2 separate regions of the Homo sapiens genome follow, and region 1 is linked to region 2. A link is an interaction called in ENCODE POLR2A ChIA-PET data of the cell type or tissue named here. Cell type or tissue: PC-3. All regions are shown on one strand.

Evidence for each region. ChIA-PET counts read pairs that join two places held together with the same protein. Peaks named below come from ENCODE experiments on the same cell type or tissue, not always from the same donor. Only the 100,000 strongest peaks of a DNase experiment are listed, where the experiment ranks them.
Region 1: POLR2A ChIA-PET joins it to region 2 with 13 read pairs; 2 of 35 experiments call an interaction of 5 or more read pairs at or near these places.

What each region holds. Positions count from the first base shown.
Region 1 is chr15:73,643,449-73,651,448 of GRCh38, reverse strand. LOC105370891 (a long non-coding RNA gene) reads right to left here. Exons shown (of 3, transcript XR_932451.3): 2 at 3,833-3,887. Among named protein-coding and RNA genes, the nearest start is that of NPTN, 14 kb to the right of the region's middle. In PC-3, no CTCF peak of the experiment used is centred here; a DNase peak (open chromatin) is centred at 4,028; H3K27ac peaks cover 2,104 bases.
Region 2 is chr15:73,906,222-73,914,221 of GRCh38, reverse strand. It overlaps a transcript of TBC1D21 not described here. Among named protein-coding and RNA genes, the nearest start is that of LOXL1, 16 kb to the left of the region's middle. RefSeq lists a silencer at 5,719-5,838. In PC-3, a CTCF peak has its summit at 5,745 (motif pointing right); no DNase peak of the experiment used is centred here; H3K27ac peaks cover 136 bases.

The sequences.
Region 1 (8,000 bases), 260 kb after region 2:
ATTTGGTCTTCACCCTCCCTATCACAAGATGGCTGCAGTAATTCCAAGCATCAAATCTCCATTCTCAGTGAGAAGGAAGGAGGAAGTATGAAGACCAAATTTATTCCCATTAAAAAGGTTTTCCTGAGGCCCTACTCAGAAATTTGTATCTGTATCTCATTCGCTAGAATTAGATGGGTCTTAGAGTCATCTCTAGCTGAAAAAAGGAATCTGAAGGGCAAAGCCTCTTTCTCTCCCTCCCTTCCTTCTTTCCTTCTTGCCTTCCTTCTTGCCTTCTTGCCTTCTTTCTTTCTTTTCTTTTGTATAATGCCTCTCTGTGGGAAAAAATGAGGTTCTCCTAGTAATAAAGAAGAGGAGAAAAAGTATTGTGCAAGAAACTAACAGAATTTTTTACATACAAAATATTTGGTTCTAAGAGACAGGAAACTGGCTTAAGCAATAAGGAAACAGAAAGTCCAGATGCAGGGCTTCCAGAATTAGTTGAGTCATTAGCTCCATGATATCATCTGAAGCTCAGGTTGTTTCCATATCTCTGTTCTGCCACCTTAGTGTTGGCTTCAGCTTCAAGCTGACAGCAAGATGGCTGCCACAATTCCAGGTGTCATATCTAATTAGATATGACAATGTCCAGACAAAGAAAAAGGACTGTGTTTTCTGTTTTTTCCCGTCTTAGGGACGAAAATCTTTCCCAGAAGTCCCCTTGCTAATTTATTCTTGTGTCTCATTAGCCAGAATTGAGTCACAATTCTGAACCAATCGCTAGCAAAATGAATGGGATTATTATTGTTAATCTAGACTAATCCTCTGAGTGGGATGTGAGTTGGGGAATCTACCAGTGTTCATTACAATACTTCCTGTAGTGCTCATCTGGGGAAAAGAGTTTCACTAAGACCATACTGTAACAGATCTAGAAGCCAATCATTTCATATCAGAAAAACAGATCAGTTGGCCAGGTGCAGTGGCTCATGCCAGTAATCCCAGCACTTTGGGAGGCCAAGGCAGGTAGATCACCAGAGGTCAGGAGTTTGAGACCAGCCTGACCAACATGGTGAAACAAAAATTAGCCGAGTGTGGTGGCAGGCATGTTTGTAGTCCCAGCTACTGTGGAGGCTGAGGCACGAGAATCACATGAACCTGGGAGGCAGAGGTTGCAGTGAGCCGAGATTGTGCCACTGAACTCCAGCCTGGGAGAAAGAACAAGACTTCATCTCAAAAAAAAGGAAAAAGAAAAAGAAAAAGAAAAACAGATCAGTAGAATCCAACAAGAATGTCTTCAGGAAGAAGAGTAGAATTGATTCTCAGCAAAAATGGTAGATAAGAAGCTGGAAGAGCTTAGTGGCTTAGTCTTACATTAGTTTTCTCGACAAGAGGAAGGTAATTAGAAATTTTAGGAAAGAATGTGTACAACAAAGTCATGGTCCAAATATGAAGCAAAATAGAATCCATTGGACCTCGACTCATTCAAGTATTACGGGTTTGTATTATTGACCTCATAAAGAAGGAATTGTAAGTTGATCACACAGCTTGGCTCTGCAGTAAATATTTTTTTCTTTTCTTTTCTTTTTTTTTTTTTTTGAGGTGGAGTCTCGCTCTGTTGTCCAGGCTGGAGTGCAGTGGCGTGGTCTCGGCTCACTGCAACCTCCGCCTCCCAAGTTCAAGCCATTCTCCTGCCTCAGCCTCCCAAGTAGCTGGGATTACAGGCACATGCCACCATGCCTGGCTAATTTTTTGTATTTTTGGTAGAGACGGGGTTTCACTGTGTTAGCCAGGATGGTCTCAATCTCCTGACCTGGTGATCTACCCACCTCAGCCTCCCAAAGTGCTGGGATTACAGGCATGAGCCACCGCACCTGGCCAGTAAATATTTTCTTAATGACAATAATATACATTATTTTCTATTAGTTTTCAACTTTTGGAAGTAATCCCTAGGCAAAGCACAGAAGATTTAAATATGTTTACACAGCAAAATATAAATGGTAGGAACTACAGCAATGTGGGAATAAAGGGTATAGGTTATTAAATAAGCAGGGAGTTGGAAGTCAGGAAATAGAAATGAAGGGAAGGGTAGGGTGTTAGCCTCATTTTTTTTTTTTTTTTTTTTGAGACGGAGTCTCGCTCTGTTGCCCAGGCTGGAATGCAGTGGTGCGATCTCGGCTCACTGCAACCTCTGCCACCCGGGTTCAAGATCTTTTTTTTCAAAAAACCTTTTTTTTGTGACAGTCTTGCTTTGTCACCCAGGCTGGAGAGCAGTGGCGTGATCTTGGCTCACTGCCATCTGGGCTTACTGCAATCTCTGCCTCCCGGGTTCAAGTGATTCTCGTGCCTCAGCCTCCCAAGTAGCTGGGATAACAGGCGTGCGCCCCCAAGCCCAGCTAATTTTTGTATTTTTTGTAGAGACGGAGTTTCACCATGTTGGCCAGGCTGGTCTCAAACTCCTGACCTCAGGTGATCCACCTGCCTGGGCCTCCGAAACTGCTGGGATTACAGGCGTGACACCTTGCCCAGCCAATAACCTCATCTTACACAGTAATTGAAGATCCAAAGATATTATCAAAAGATGATGGAGTGACTGGGTGCAGTGGCTCATGCCTGTAATCCCAGCACTTTGGGAGGTGGAGGTGGGCGAATCACGAGGTCAGGAGATCAAGACCATCCTGGCTAACATGATGAAACCCCATCTCTACTAAAAAACACAAAAAAATTAGCTGGGCCTGGTGGCAGGCACCTGTATTCCCAGCTACTTGGGAGGCTGAGGTGGGAGAATGGCATGAACCCGGGAGGCGGAGCTTGCAGTGAGCCGAGATAGCACCACTGCACTCCAGCCTGGGCGACAGAGTGAGACTCCATCTCAAAAAAAAAAAAAAAAGATGACGGCGTGAGAAATACATTGTCAAGTATACTACTGAATACTTGAACACAGTAAATGAAGAACAACAACAAAAACATCACGTAACTATTCAAACTGGGAAGAGGGATGGAGAAAGTGGAGGGTAGGCTGAATCTTCATCATTCATAGCAGGAAGTTGAAAGATTAAAAAAATGTTGGCTTCAGAATATTATTTAACCTTATGAAAGCAACTAGTAGAAGAACTAAAAGAGAAACAGTTAAAAGTAGTTAACTCTAACTTGTACTTCTTCCTATGAAGGATTAAGTGCTACAAAAATTGCAATCCCATTATAAACAACTAGTAAACCAAGCAAAATATATAAAACAACGTGGGCAGCACAGGACTGCAATCCCTGAGTGAAGGGGCACAGGTATTGGGAGTTCTGCAATTGCTGCCTTCAGGCAGTTTTCTGGCTCTAGCGCAGGGAGAGGGACCCATCCAGAACCACCAGCCTTGTTGAGTTTAGAAGACAGAGACTGGAATTTGGGGAGGCTGAGGTGGAACCTGTGGGGCAGCCTACAGGGAAGGAGGAAGCTGCACACCAGAAAGCTCTAGAGATCTGCAAAAGGATCCTCTAAACTAGTCTTTGGCTGAGTGATGATCTGTACATGCCTGGGGTGAAACTCCAGGAGGGTGGGGTAAAAACCACTGGAAAACAGTTGTTCAAATAATTCCTGGAGCTCACACACAGCTAGAACTCGTTTTTGTTCCCATGAGCCAGAGTAAAGAGACTTTGTAAAATAGAGGGCATTCTCAGAAGCAGAAGGCCTTGACAGAAGACATAAATACACCTAGAAAAATGGCTGTTCTGATTCCGTAACTGCAGAAAAACAAGCCTCAAAAAGATCAAACTGATATGCAATAGTTTAACTGCATGCCAAACAAAGCCCAATACTCCTTAAAGAAAAGCAACAAAGGGTAGCAATCAGCAAGGTAAAATTTACCATGTAGAGCATCCAGTGAAAAACTACCAGGCATACAAATCAGCAGGAAGATGACCTATAGTGAAGAGAAAAATGCATCATTAGAAAATACTAGAAATGGGCTGGGCACGGTGACTCATGCCTGTAATCTCAGCGCTTTGGGAGGCTGAGGCGGGATTATTGCTTGAGGCCAGGAATTCAAAACCAGTTTGGGCAACATCATGAGACCCCACCTGTCCAAAAAAAAATTTTTTTTTATTTAGCAGGGTGTGGTAGAGCATGCTTGTAGTCCCAGCTACTTAGGAAGCAGAAGCAGTAGGATCTCTTGAGCCCATGAATTGGATACTGCAGTGAGCTATGATTGTGTCACCCTGTACGCCAGCCTGGGTGACAGAGTGAGACAGAGATTTTGTCTCTTAAAAAAAAAAAAAAAAAAGCCAAAAACCTGCAATGACAAAGATGATAGAATTAGCAGACAAGGATTTTAAAGCTATTTTTAAATCTTACAAATATGCTTAAGATGAAAAGGAAAACATAAAAATAACGAGGAGACAAAGAAAATATATTAAAAGACCCAAATGGAATTTCTAGAATGAAAAACACAATTATCTGAAATGAAATCTATACAAGTTTGGATTGAGAGCAGGTTAAACACTAGAAAAAAGAGGTCAGTGAATGTGAAGACATAGCAATATTTACCCAAAATGAAGAAAACAGAGAAAAACGAGAATGAAAAAAAGTGAACGCCTGTAATCCCAGCACTTTGGGAGGCTGAAGTGGGCAGATCCTTCTCCTCCCTTTCCCCCCTCCCCCTCCCCCTCCTCCATGATAAATGTGGCCGGGCACAGTGGCTCATGCCTGTAATCCCAGCACTTCGGGAGGCCGAGGCAGGTGGATCACCTGAGCTCAGGAGTTTGAGACCAGCCTGGCAACATGGCCAAACTCCATCTCTATAAAAAATACAAAAATTAGGTGGGTGTGGTGGCGTAAGCGTATGGTCCCAGCTACTTGGGAGGCTGAGATGGAAGGATCCTTTGAGCCCAGAAAGTTAAGGCTGCAGTGAACTGTGATCCACTGCACTCTAGCCTGGGCAAGAGTGAGACTCTGTCTCAAAAACAAAACAAAAACAAAACACAAGCCTAGTGATTCTATGGGATGATAACAAGTGATCTAAAATACACGTGACAGGCTGTGCGCGGTGGCTCGCGCCTGTAATCCCAGCACTTTGGGAGGCCAAGGAAGGTGGATCACCTGAGGTCAGGAGTTCAAGACCAGCCTGGCTAACATGGTGAAACTCTGTCTCTACTAAAAATACAAAAATTTTCTGGGCATGGTGGCGGGAGCCTGTAATCCCAGCTACTAGGTAGGCTGAGACAGGAGAATCACTTGAACCCGGGAGGTGGAGAGTAAGCCAAGATCACACCATTGCACTCCAGCCTGGGCGACAGAGCGAGACTCCATCTCAAAAATAAAATAAAATAAAATAAAATAAAATAAAATAAAATAAAATAAAATAAGTGTAACTAGAGTTGCAGAAGGGTAGAAGAATAGAAACTTATGAGAAGAAATAATGGCATAAGATTTTCCAAATTCGAGGAAAGCTATAAACCTATAGATCCAAGAAGCTCAATGAACTCCAAATGGAACAAATATAAAGAAAACAATAAACATCAAGGCACATTATAATCAAATTGCTGAAAAACCAGTGATAAATAAAATAATTGAATAGCGGCCAGAAAAAAAACGACGTATTATGTTCAATGGAACAAAGGCAAGGATTATAGTAGAATTTTCACCGAAATTATGCCAAGCAAAAAATAATGGAATGACATCTTTAAAGAATTGAAAAAAGAATCTGTTAACTTGGAATTCTATACCTGACAAAAAAAAAATACCCTTCCTTCCTTCCTTCCTTTCTTTCTCTCCTTTTTCTATTTTTTTAAGATGAGATGTCACCATGTTGCCCAGGCTGGTCTTAAGCTCCTGGGCCTCCTGTCTTGGCCTCCCAAAATGCTGGGTTTACAGGAGTGAGCCGCTGTGCCTAGCCAAAATATGTTTCAAAAGAGAAGGTGAAATAAAGACTTTCTCAGGCAAAAGTTTAGAGAGTTCATCAGGCAGAAGGAAAATGATACCAGATGGAAATTTGCATCCACACATAAGAATGAAGAGTATAGAAATGATAAATGTGGCTGGGCACAGTGGCTCATGCCTGTAATCCCAGCACTTTGGGAGGCCGAGGCAGGTGGATCACCTGAGTTCAGGAGTTCGAGACCAGCCTGGCCAACATGGCAAAACAACATCTCTACTAAAAATACAAAAAATAGCTGGGCATGGTGGCATGTGCCTATAATCCCAGCTACTTGGGAGGCTGAGGCAGGAGAATTGCTTGAAATCGGGAGGTGGAGGTTGTAGTGAGCCGAGCTGGGCCACTGCACTCCAGCCTGGGCCACAGACTGAGACTCCATCTCAAAAAAAAAAAAAAAAAAGAAAGAAAAGAGAAAAGATAAATGTGAATATAAGTATACTAAATATGTTTCCTCCTCCTCCTTCTTCTTTTTTTTTTTTTTTTTTTGAGACAGGGTCTCACTCTGTGACCCAGGCTGGAGTGCAGTGACGCCATCTCCATTCACTGGAACCTCTGCCTTCTGGGCTCAAGGGAATCTTCTGCCTCAGCTCCCTAAAGTAGCTGGGAGTACAGGCACAAGCCACCACGCCCAGCTAATTTTTGTATTTTTTGTAGAAACGGGGTTTCACCATGTTGCCCAGGCTGGTCTCAAACTCCTGAGAGCAAGTGATCTACCTGCCTTGGCCTCCCAAAGTGCTAGGATTACAGGCATAAGCCACTGCGCCTGGCCCTAAATATGTTTTCTTATTTTCACATCTCTTTAATGTAATGGACTATTAAAATATTTTTAAATTTCCATTATTATTTATTCTTTGGTTTCTTTTTAGAAGTGTGTTGTTCAATTTCCAATTCTTTGAGGATTTTCAAGATATCTTTTTCTTTTTGACTTTTAGTAGTATATTCCTTTGTGGTTAGACAACATAGTTTGCATGATTTCACTACTTTTTATTTATTTTTTTTTAGATGGGGGTCTCACTATGTTGCCTAAGCTGGTCTCAAATCCTGAGCTCAAGGGATCCTCCTGCATAGCTGGGACTACAGGCATGCCCCACCGTGCCTGGCAATAAATTTAAATTTGTTGAGACTTATTTTATAGTCTGGAACACAGCCTATCTTAGTGAATGCTCTGTGCGCACCTGGAAAGAATGCATATTCTGCTATTATTAGGTAGACGATGCTATTAGATCCAGTTGATGGATTGTGTTGTATGTCTCCCATATCCTTACAGATTTTCTGTCTACTTTTTCTATCAATCACTGAAAGAAAGGTGTTAAAATAGCCAGCTATAATTGAGGACTTGTCTATTTTGCATTTCAGTTTCTGCTTCATGCATAATAAAGCACTGTTGTACACACCATTTCGGATTGTTATGTGCTCCTGGTGAATTGACCCCATTATCATTATGTAATATCACTATGATTCCCTGATAATATTTCTTCTTCTGAAATCCACTTTGATATGAATACAGTCATTCTGGCTTCTCTTTAATTAATGTCTGCATGGGATACTTTTTCAATTCTCCTACTTTAAATCTATTTGTGGCTTCATATTTGAAATGGCTATCTCAGAGACAGCATATAGTCGGGTATTATTTTTTTAATTCAATCTGAAAATCTGTTTATTAGAGTGTATAAATATGTCAAAACATATCAAATTGAATACTTTAAATATGCACCGTTCATTGTATGTCACTTATACCTCATCAAAACTGTGTATAATATTTATTTGATGCCCTGCTTTGTGCCACTAACTATGCTAAACACTGAGAAATATGGCAGTAAATAACACTCTGTCCTTGAGGAGCTCACAGTAGAGAGGAAACCTAGTTTCACCCCAAGTCTCACATCTCATAGCTTATAACACGGAGAAGAGAGAAACTGACTCTCTTTCCTCAGTTTTAACCCAAAAATTTTCCAGGGCTTCTGGATGGCCTGGCTTGAGTCTGGTGACCACCCCTGAACGAAACAGGGAAACAGGGACTTGTAAGAATGGAGTGGTCCAATTAGAGCTACGTAGATGGGAGCACTTCTCAAGAGAAAATGTCAATACTCAGAAGGCATCTCT
Region 2 (8,000 bases):
TACAATTTCTCTGTGTTGATTTTTTTTTTTTTTTTTTGAGACAGGGTCTTACTCTGTTGCCCAGGCTGGAGTGCAGGTCAAGGTCACTGCAGCCTTGACCTCCCTGGCTCAATCAATCTGCCCACCTCCTGAGTAGCTGGGACTACAGGCTTATGCCACCATGCCTGGCTAATGTTTTATTTTTTATTTTTTGTAGAGATGGGATTTTGCCATGTTGCCCAGCCTGGATTTTTTTTTTTTAATTTAGAGACTTTATATGGGCCAAAGTTGAGAATTGCAGCCCAGGACTTGCTTTTTCACTTACTATTATTTTACTTACTTTGACTCTTGCTGGCTTGGAAAGAGTGCATCTCTGAGTACCTTTTTCCCCGTGAAAAGTAGAGCCATACATGGCATGTGTCCTAAGTTCTGGCATGTGGGAAAGTCTTTTTCTGTTGTCTTCATGCATGATTGCACCAGGCAAATTGTTAAAATGTAAGGTCACAACTGATCTCTCAAAATTCTGTAAAAGAGTGGTTCCCAAAGTGTGTTCTATTGAACACCAGTCTTACCACATAGTCTATGGCAAAGGATTTCATAGTCAAATAAGTTTGGAAAACTGGGCTTGCTAATATTGCCAGTTTAATAACATGCATGAATACGTTAAAAGCCCTGAGAAAGCCTCAGCATAGGGTTTTATCTTGTTTTGTTTAATTCAGCATTTCCCAAGCTTATTTTATGACAGAAACTTTTTTCCTCAGTACAAATAGTTAACAAAATTCCATGGACTCTCTCTTCCAATTATACACTTTAAGAAATGTTGGGCTGGGTGTCGTGGCTCACACCTGTAACCCCAGTACTTCGGGAGACCAAGGTGTGAAGATCACCTGAGCCCAGGATTTCAAGACCAGCCTAGGCAACATGGTGAGACCCCCATATCTACAAAAATCAAAAAAATTACCTGGGCATAGTGATACATGGCTGTAGTCCCAAGCTACTTGGGAGGCTGAGGCAGGAGGATCACTTGAGCCCAGGAGGTTGAGGCTGCAGTGAGCTGTGATCGCACCACTGCACTCCAGCCTGGGCCACAAAGTGAGACCCGGTCTCAGCAACAACAACAACAAAAATGAATGTTGCAGATATTTCTCCATATTTCTCTCTGCATGGGTGCTGATAGAATTCTTTCTTTACCCTTGCAATTTGAAAATTCTACATGGCATTTCTAAGTGTTCATTTATTTTTATTAATTTGACTTAAGGAGGAATCTTTTAAATGTATAAGCCCAGGCTTCTCATCAGCTCAGGGACATCTTTCTCCTGTGATTCTTGCTTTTATTTCATTTGTTTAGTGTCTTCTGTAAGCCCGGATACCTATCATGTTGTCTCTCTGTTTTTTATCCTGTTGTGCTTTTCCTCTGCAGTCTCAGAGAACTTCTCCTATCTGTCCTTCACATTTACAGATTCCATTTTCTGTAGTTCCAATTCTGTTCTTTACCATCTTGATGGAAATTAAAATTCTACTGCATTTTTAGTTTCTTTGCAGTCTTTCCTTCTCTCCTCTGGTTTGTTTTTGATTTCCACCTGCCTCTCAGTCAGCAGCCTTCTCATTTCATTCTTTCCATCTTATTTTTCAACTCTCATTTCTTAGAGTGCGCACTTTAATTAAATGAATTGCGTACAGAACAGATGTGGTCTGCAAGTTATTTATGTTTATGTGATAAATCTTTTCAAAGGAATTACTTTTCTCTGCCCTTTTAGGGCCACGTTCTCTTCTTGCCTCATGCAGAGTCTTTTCAAAGGCTCTGTGTATTTCCAAGTATATGTGTGTGCATGTGGGTTTGTGTGTGGGGGTGTGTGTTTGCTTTTCTCTGTACTCCTACTTTAAAGATGAGTGTTTTAAACTTTTTTTAATTTTATTTTTTTTTAATTTATTTATTTAGAGACTGGGTCCCACCATATTGCCTGGGCTGGCCTCGGACTCTTGACCCCAAGTGATCCTCTGGCCTCAGCCTCCCAAGCAGCTGGATTTACAGGCAGGCACCACCGCACCGAGCTAAAAGTGAGTGTTTTATAAAATCTTACTATTTTCCCCCAAACAAGGAGAAGGAAATGGATTCTCTTTAGGTCACCCTTCGTCTGGATGTTGCTCCAATTGTCCTGTCATATTTTAGGACTGGTTAATGCAATTTCACATCACCAGTTGGCTATGAACACAAACTGTCTGTGACATGTCTCCCCACTTGTCACCAGAGGCACCAGCCAGTAGTTGAGCTGGCTGCAGGTTTGTGTGTGTGTTTGTGTGCAAGTGTTCCGTTCTTTCCCCACTCCAGGTAGAGCGTCCAAGGGCCATTACCAGCTCAGGGATCTAGCTGGGACAACTGTGTGGGAGTTGGCTGGGGCCAGGTCCAGCAGGTAACCTTGCCTCCTCTGCACCAAGGGCCAGGTCTATTTGCCCAGCGTCCAGGGTTTCCTGGCTGTTCCTGTAGGTATTCAACATAGCTATGATAAGACTTCTGCCCCCACTAACAGGAAAGGAGGAACACGGTATTAGAGAGAACCTGATTGAGGGAGGAACTCCTCCCACCCCACCCAGCTCAGTTACCTACTTGACATGGCAACCACATACCCCCACCCCAGCCCACCTCCCAGTCAGCTCCTTCCCAAGGCAGTTGATAGTATGGAAAGGGCTTTCCAAAGATGCCCTGCAAGCCCCGTGTCCCACCATCTGCCCTAATTTAGGGTCAGTACATTCTGCCAGGACCTCATCTACTTCTCATAGTATAGTTTTGCTTTCTCAAGAATTGGAGTTGTGAATCAGCCCTTGAGGTCTTCCTTTAATCTGTATCTTGCACACTTTACAGCAATCCCCAGCTTTCCTGGCACGAGAATGTACCTTCTCTGGCTTTCAGTCCAGGCCAACAGGCGTTCTCTTCTTTCCTAGTCTTTTGATCAATTCAGCTGGGATCTGGGAGGGAGGAGAGTTCTGCACCAGCATAACAGGATATTGTGTGGGACTCTTCCTCCTGTTCTGGAATTGCAGCTAACACCCAAAGCTGAGTACAAAAGGCACTGGGGACCCTGCCTTCTGCATTCAGAGGGTTGTCAGTGGGTGGTCAGCAGCTAGTACCATCTCCCTCCCGCAGGGCTGATGGCTCTTCTCTCATCAACCACCACCACCTCCCACAGTGACTGGAAGAGGAGCAGGGGATGGAATGGTCGGTTGCCATGTGGGGAGGGCAGTGTTTGTGGTAGAGGCTGCTTGCTCCCCTCTTCACGGGAGATGATGGGTGGGGTGGGTGCCTTTCCTCCCTGATAACATAAGATAATTTCTTGTAAGGAGAGACAAGCATACCATCCCCCAGGGGGGCATCTGCTTAGTCTGTGAACCCCCTTGTATACCTCTGAGCTGCCTGAGTTGGGGAAGAGGGCAATACAAGACAGATGGTGGAGTGGAGAGAGAGAGCTGTGTGAGGTGGCTGGGCTCAAGTGGACAAGCTGGTGTCCCACCCATGAGGGCGTCTCTCTAGGGCTTGAGAGAATGCACAGGCTGTCCACGAGACAGTCACCAGGGCAGAGAGGAGGGAGTGGAGTAGCCAGAGAAGCAGTGACAATCCACCTAGGAGAGGACATGTGAGAGTTGCTTCCAAGTCCCTCTCCTGGCCCCGCAGTCACTGAGAGACTAGAAAAGTGATAGGGAGGCGGATCTGGAGCTGGATGCTCCCCTCCATTGTGGCCTTGTTGGTGGGGGAGGGCCAGTCACCACTCTCATCTGGGCAGAAGTGGGAATGGCAGGAGAGACAAACAGGAAGTCTTGATTAACGAAATGAGACAGTTCTAGTAGATGAAAGTGACGGCGGAGTTGTGGGACGCAGCCACGATGTCATTAAGATCCCTACCACCCAGTAGGAAAGGGATTTCAATAGAGCACAGTTGACTGTGTGTGTGTGTTGGAGGGGAGATTATTAACAATTTCACGTCTACATCCTAACAAATTGAGGCCCTACAAAAAATGTGCTACACTTGAAAAAAAGTCCTTAAATGAGGAAGAAAACAGCTTTGGAACTTTTTAGGGGTAGAGGATTGCAAAAATGTGGGATGGGAACATGTGGGTAGTGAGGATAGATGGAAGAGACTTTCAGTAGAGGACCCAGGGGGTCGAGAAGCTAGTCCTTGTTCTCTGGCTTGCAAGTGACAGAAGCCCAACTCACACTAGCCTGAGCAAAAATGAGGATTTATTGGAGGATCTTGGAGCATCTCACAGAATCTAAGAAACAGCCCAATAATTGAGCCAGCAGAGGGGCGGGGATGTGGGTGGGCCTTAGAGACATCTGGAACCAGGGATTTGCAAGCCACAGCAGCCCCACCAGGTTCTTGTTTTTGCTTCTTGCTGCAGATCAGCCTCATTTGTTCTTTTCCCAGAAGACTGGTTTTGTCTAAGACAGAAAATATGACCACTGACAGCTTCTGAGTGTTGTAACTTGGAGGTTATGTCATGAGAAAGAAGTGAGTCTCGGTGTCCTTGAGTCTGAAAACACCAGAAGAGGGGCCTCCCTGGCTGTGATGAGTCCTGCAGAGGAACAGGGCTATGCCACCCTAGAAGAAAGAAGGTCAGACAATTGGGACAGGTGTTCCTAACAGGAATCTAACAGCCTGACATCATGGCCTTACGCAAACATGAGATTCTGATGATCCCACCTTCCCTCCACTTCCCAGGAGTCATGCCAGCTGCAGAGGCCCTGATGAAACTCTGTCCTTCATCTCTCGTGAAGCCCGTGGCAAGGGCAACAACCACCACAACAGTAATGCTAGTAGCTAGCATTTATTATGCACTTTGCCTCAGGCCCTGGGCTGCACTCTATGTGGATTTTTTTTTGAGATGGAGTCTCGCTGTGTCGCCCAGGCTGGAGTGCAGTGGTATGATCTTGGCTCACTGCAACCTCACCTCCCAGGTTCAAGCAATTCTCCTGCCTCAGCCTCTGGAGTAGCTGGGACTACAGGTGCGTGCCACCACACCCAGCTAAGTTTTGTATTTTTAGTAGAGACAGGGTTTCACCATGTTGTCCACGCTGGTCTCGAACTGCTGACCTCAAGTGATCTGCCTGCCTTGGCCTCCCAAAGTGCTGGGATTACAGGTGTGAGCCACTGCGCCTGGCCTTTACATGGATTTTTATTTCATCCTGACTGCAGCTGTCTTACTCCCCTCACTTTGCAGACGAGGATGCAGAGACAGGGAGAGGTTAGGAGCCCAAGGTCACACAGCTAGTGAGAGGCAGTGCAGGCACTCTGCCTAGGTCAGTCTGGTTCCCAAGTCCATGTTTGCCATCATCAAGCTCCCTAGCCTGCAGGATTGAAGGTCTGGCCCTGGGCATTCCCAGAGGAGGTGGAAAAGTTCACTGGTCTGGTTGATGGTTCTGCCACATGGACTTACAAGGCATCACAGCCAGAGCCTGAGGAACTTTCTGGGGCCTGTGCCCTTCACACCACCAGCTGTGCCACCACAGGGTCTCTAGACAGTCATCATGAGCACCTGGGAGGTGATGCTCCTGTCTGTAAGCAGCTGCTGTGGTCAGTGAGTGGCTGCATAGCTGGGTCCTCCATCCTGGTGGCTTTGGGGACAGTATAGGCTCTGGTTCTCTTCTCCCTCCATTCTTTACCTCCTTTCAGTCTCTTCCCTTCTGGTTTTCCCCCTTCCTAGACGCCTGGCTTCCCTGGGCCTGCTGCACCTGCTCTGGCTAGGTTGGAGAGGGCTGCAGGGAGGACCGCAGTCAGCAGAGGGCGCCAAAGCCTCTCAACACAAGCATGGCCCAGGCCTGGCCCAGAAGGAGAGCGCTGAGAGCCAGGACTGGCGGGCTACGTGCGCCCTGTGGATTCCCCCATTTCCCATGCTTCATCCAGCCATGGGCCTGCAGTGCACTCACAAATGTGCATATACCCTCCTGTGTGTGTGTTACACTCATCAAATTGTCTCTGAATTTGCTTGGCTTCATGTGTTCCTGTGTGTGTTTATGTGTGTGTGTGGTGTGTCTGGTGTATCTGGTTCCCCAGGAAGCACATTTGACAGCCCCACAGTCAGGGTCAGGGCACAGGGACAGATACTGTGTCTATAACAATCCATAACACTGATTTTGTTCATCTCAATAAATGTGAGAATGAAATAAAAATTAATGTAGAATATTTTGTACATCTCAATAAAGCCACTTTCTGGGGGCAGGCATTATAATTCTAGCCTCTGTTCTACTGTTTGATAGGTAAAGAATAACTTTCCACATAGGGAGAGGAATGGACAGCTACCCAGCCCTCCCACTGTTACAGGCCTGGGCTAGAAGCTTTCCATCTAGGCTCCTGGTTGACCGTACTAGCAGTCCTGTGAGCCAGGCAATAGTAGTCCCATTGTACAGATGAAGACAGTGAGGCTCAGGGAAGTTAGAAAACAATTTCACGTCTATACCCCAACAAATTGAGACTATACAGTAAGTGTGTTACACTTGAAAAAAATCTTTCTTAAAAGTAAAAGAGAAAGAAAACAGCTTTGGAACTTTTTAGGGGTAAGAGATTACAAAATGTGGGAATGGAACATGTGAGTGAGGATGGATGGAAGAGGCCATCAGCAGAGGACCCAAGGGGTTGAGAAGCAAGTTCTTATTCAGCTTGCAAGTGACAGAAGCCCAACTCACATTAGCCTGAGCAAAAATGAGAATTTATTGGAAAGATCTTAGAGCATCTCCCAGAATCTAAGTAAGAGCTCAATAATTGAGCCAGCAGAGGATCACACAGCTAGGAAGTGGTCAAGCTAAGATTTGGTTCCTGTCTCTCCAATTTCAAAGTCTATGCCCGTTTCACACTTTCTAAAGCTGCCCTCTCAAATTTGTGTTTTCCTTCCATGCAGACCCCACCAAAGATGAACTTGAGAGCAGCCCGGTGAAGTATCAGGAGCAGCAGCTGCTCATGGCTAGAACAACTGAGCTGAGAAATTCATGTTGACAGACAGTTTGTGGCTGATTTCTACGAGTCAAAGAATAAGGAACTATATTTAGCTGCTTGCTCTGGGCTAGTTAGCTGGTGGGGAGTGAGGGCTCAGACTGGGGGAAAAAAAGAGGAGGAGGAGCAGGAGGAGGAAGAGGAAGAAGAGGAAGAGGAGGAGAAGGAGGAGGAGGAAATGAGAGAGAAAGAGAGATGCCCAGTTGTCTGCTGTCTGGCCTGGGGTCCTTACCCTCAGAGTTGGGTCTCTGCAGCAAGCTTTGCATGGAATTGTGGTTGGTGGGGCCTCTTTATAAAGTTAAGACCTGCCCATATTACTAGGCTGGTGGGACAGAGAACAAGAGCCTGAAGAGGTGAATCTTCCAGGCTTGCAGATCTCTTCTCTACACACATGACATCGGTGAATGAGTCATTCTACACTTGGGGGTTCTGGAGCTCTGTAAACCAACACTCAGCACAACTCAGATCCAAAAAATAGTACTCAGCACTGCACATACATTCTTGATGGCATAGGGGTTAGCTTTGTCCCTTTGATTGACTTGACCTCAGTCTTCTCCTCCTCCTGGGTCAGGAAAGCCCTTTTCTTCCTCTCAAGGGAAAATCGAGGCACTTGCCCTGGATGGACTTGGGCTTGGATTTCCCAAACAAGCTGCTTCCCAGAGGAAGAGAGAGGCAAGAACCTGCCTCCTCCTCCCACAGATATCTGAGCTCTGCCAGGCCTGCCTTCCTCCTCCGTGTACCTTGTCCTCTCCACATGTAACCAGTGGGGCTGGTCCCTCATCCTTCTTTCCAAACTGCCACCACCCTCTCCACTCCAGATTCCATTCACTCAAAGACATCAGGGAGCAAGGTTGAGTATACTGACAATTTGGGTGGGAAGATTCAGAAGATGGTCTCATACCCCACGGAGACACATGAAATCCTTCTTCCATAGTTCTCTCCAGCCTCTCCCCGACCTCCTCCCACATACGTCTCCCACTTCCCTAGCCCCTCCTGTCCCTAATTTGCCTACCCAGCTCCTTCAAGATGGCAGCACAAAGGGTC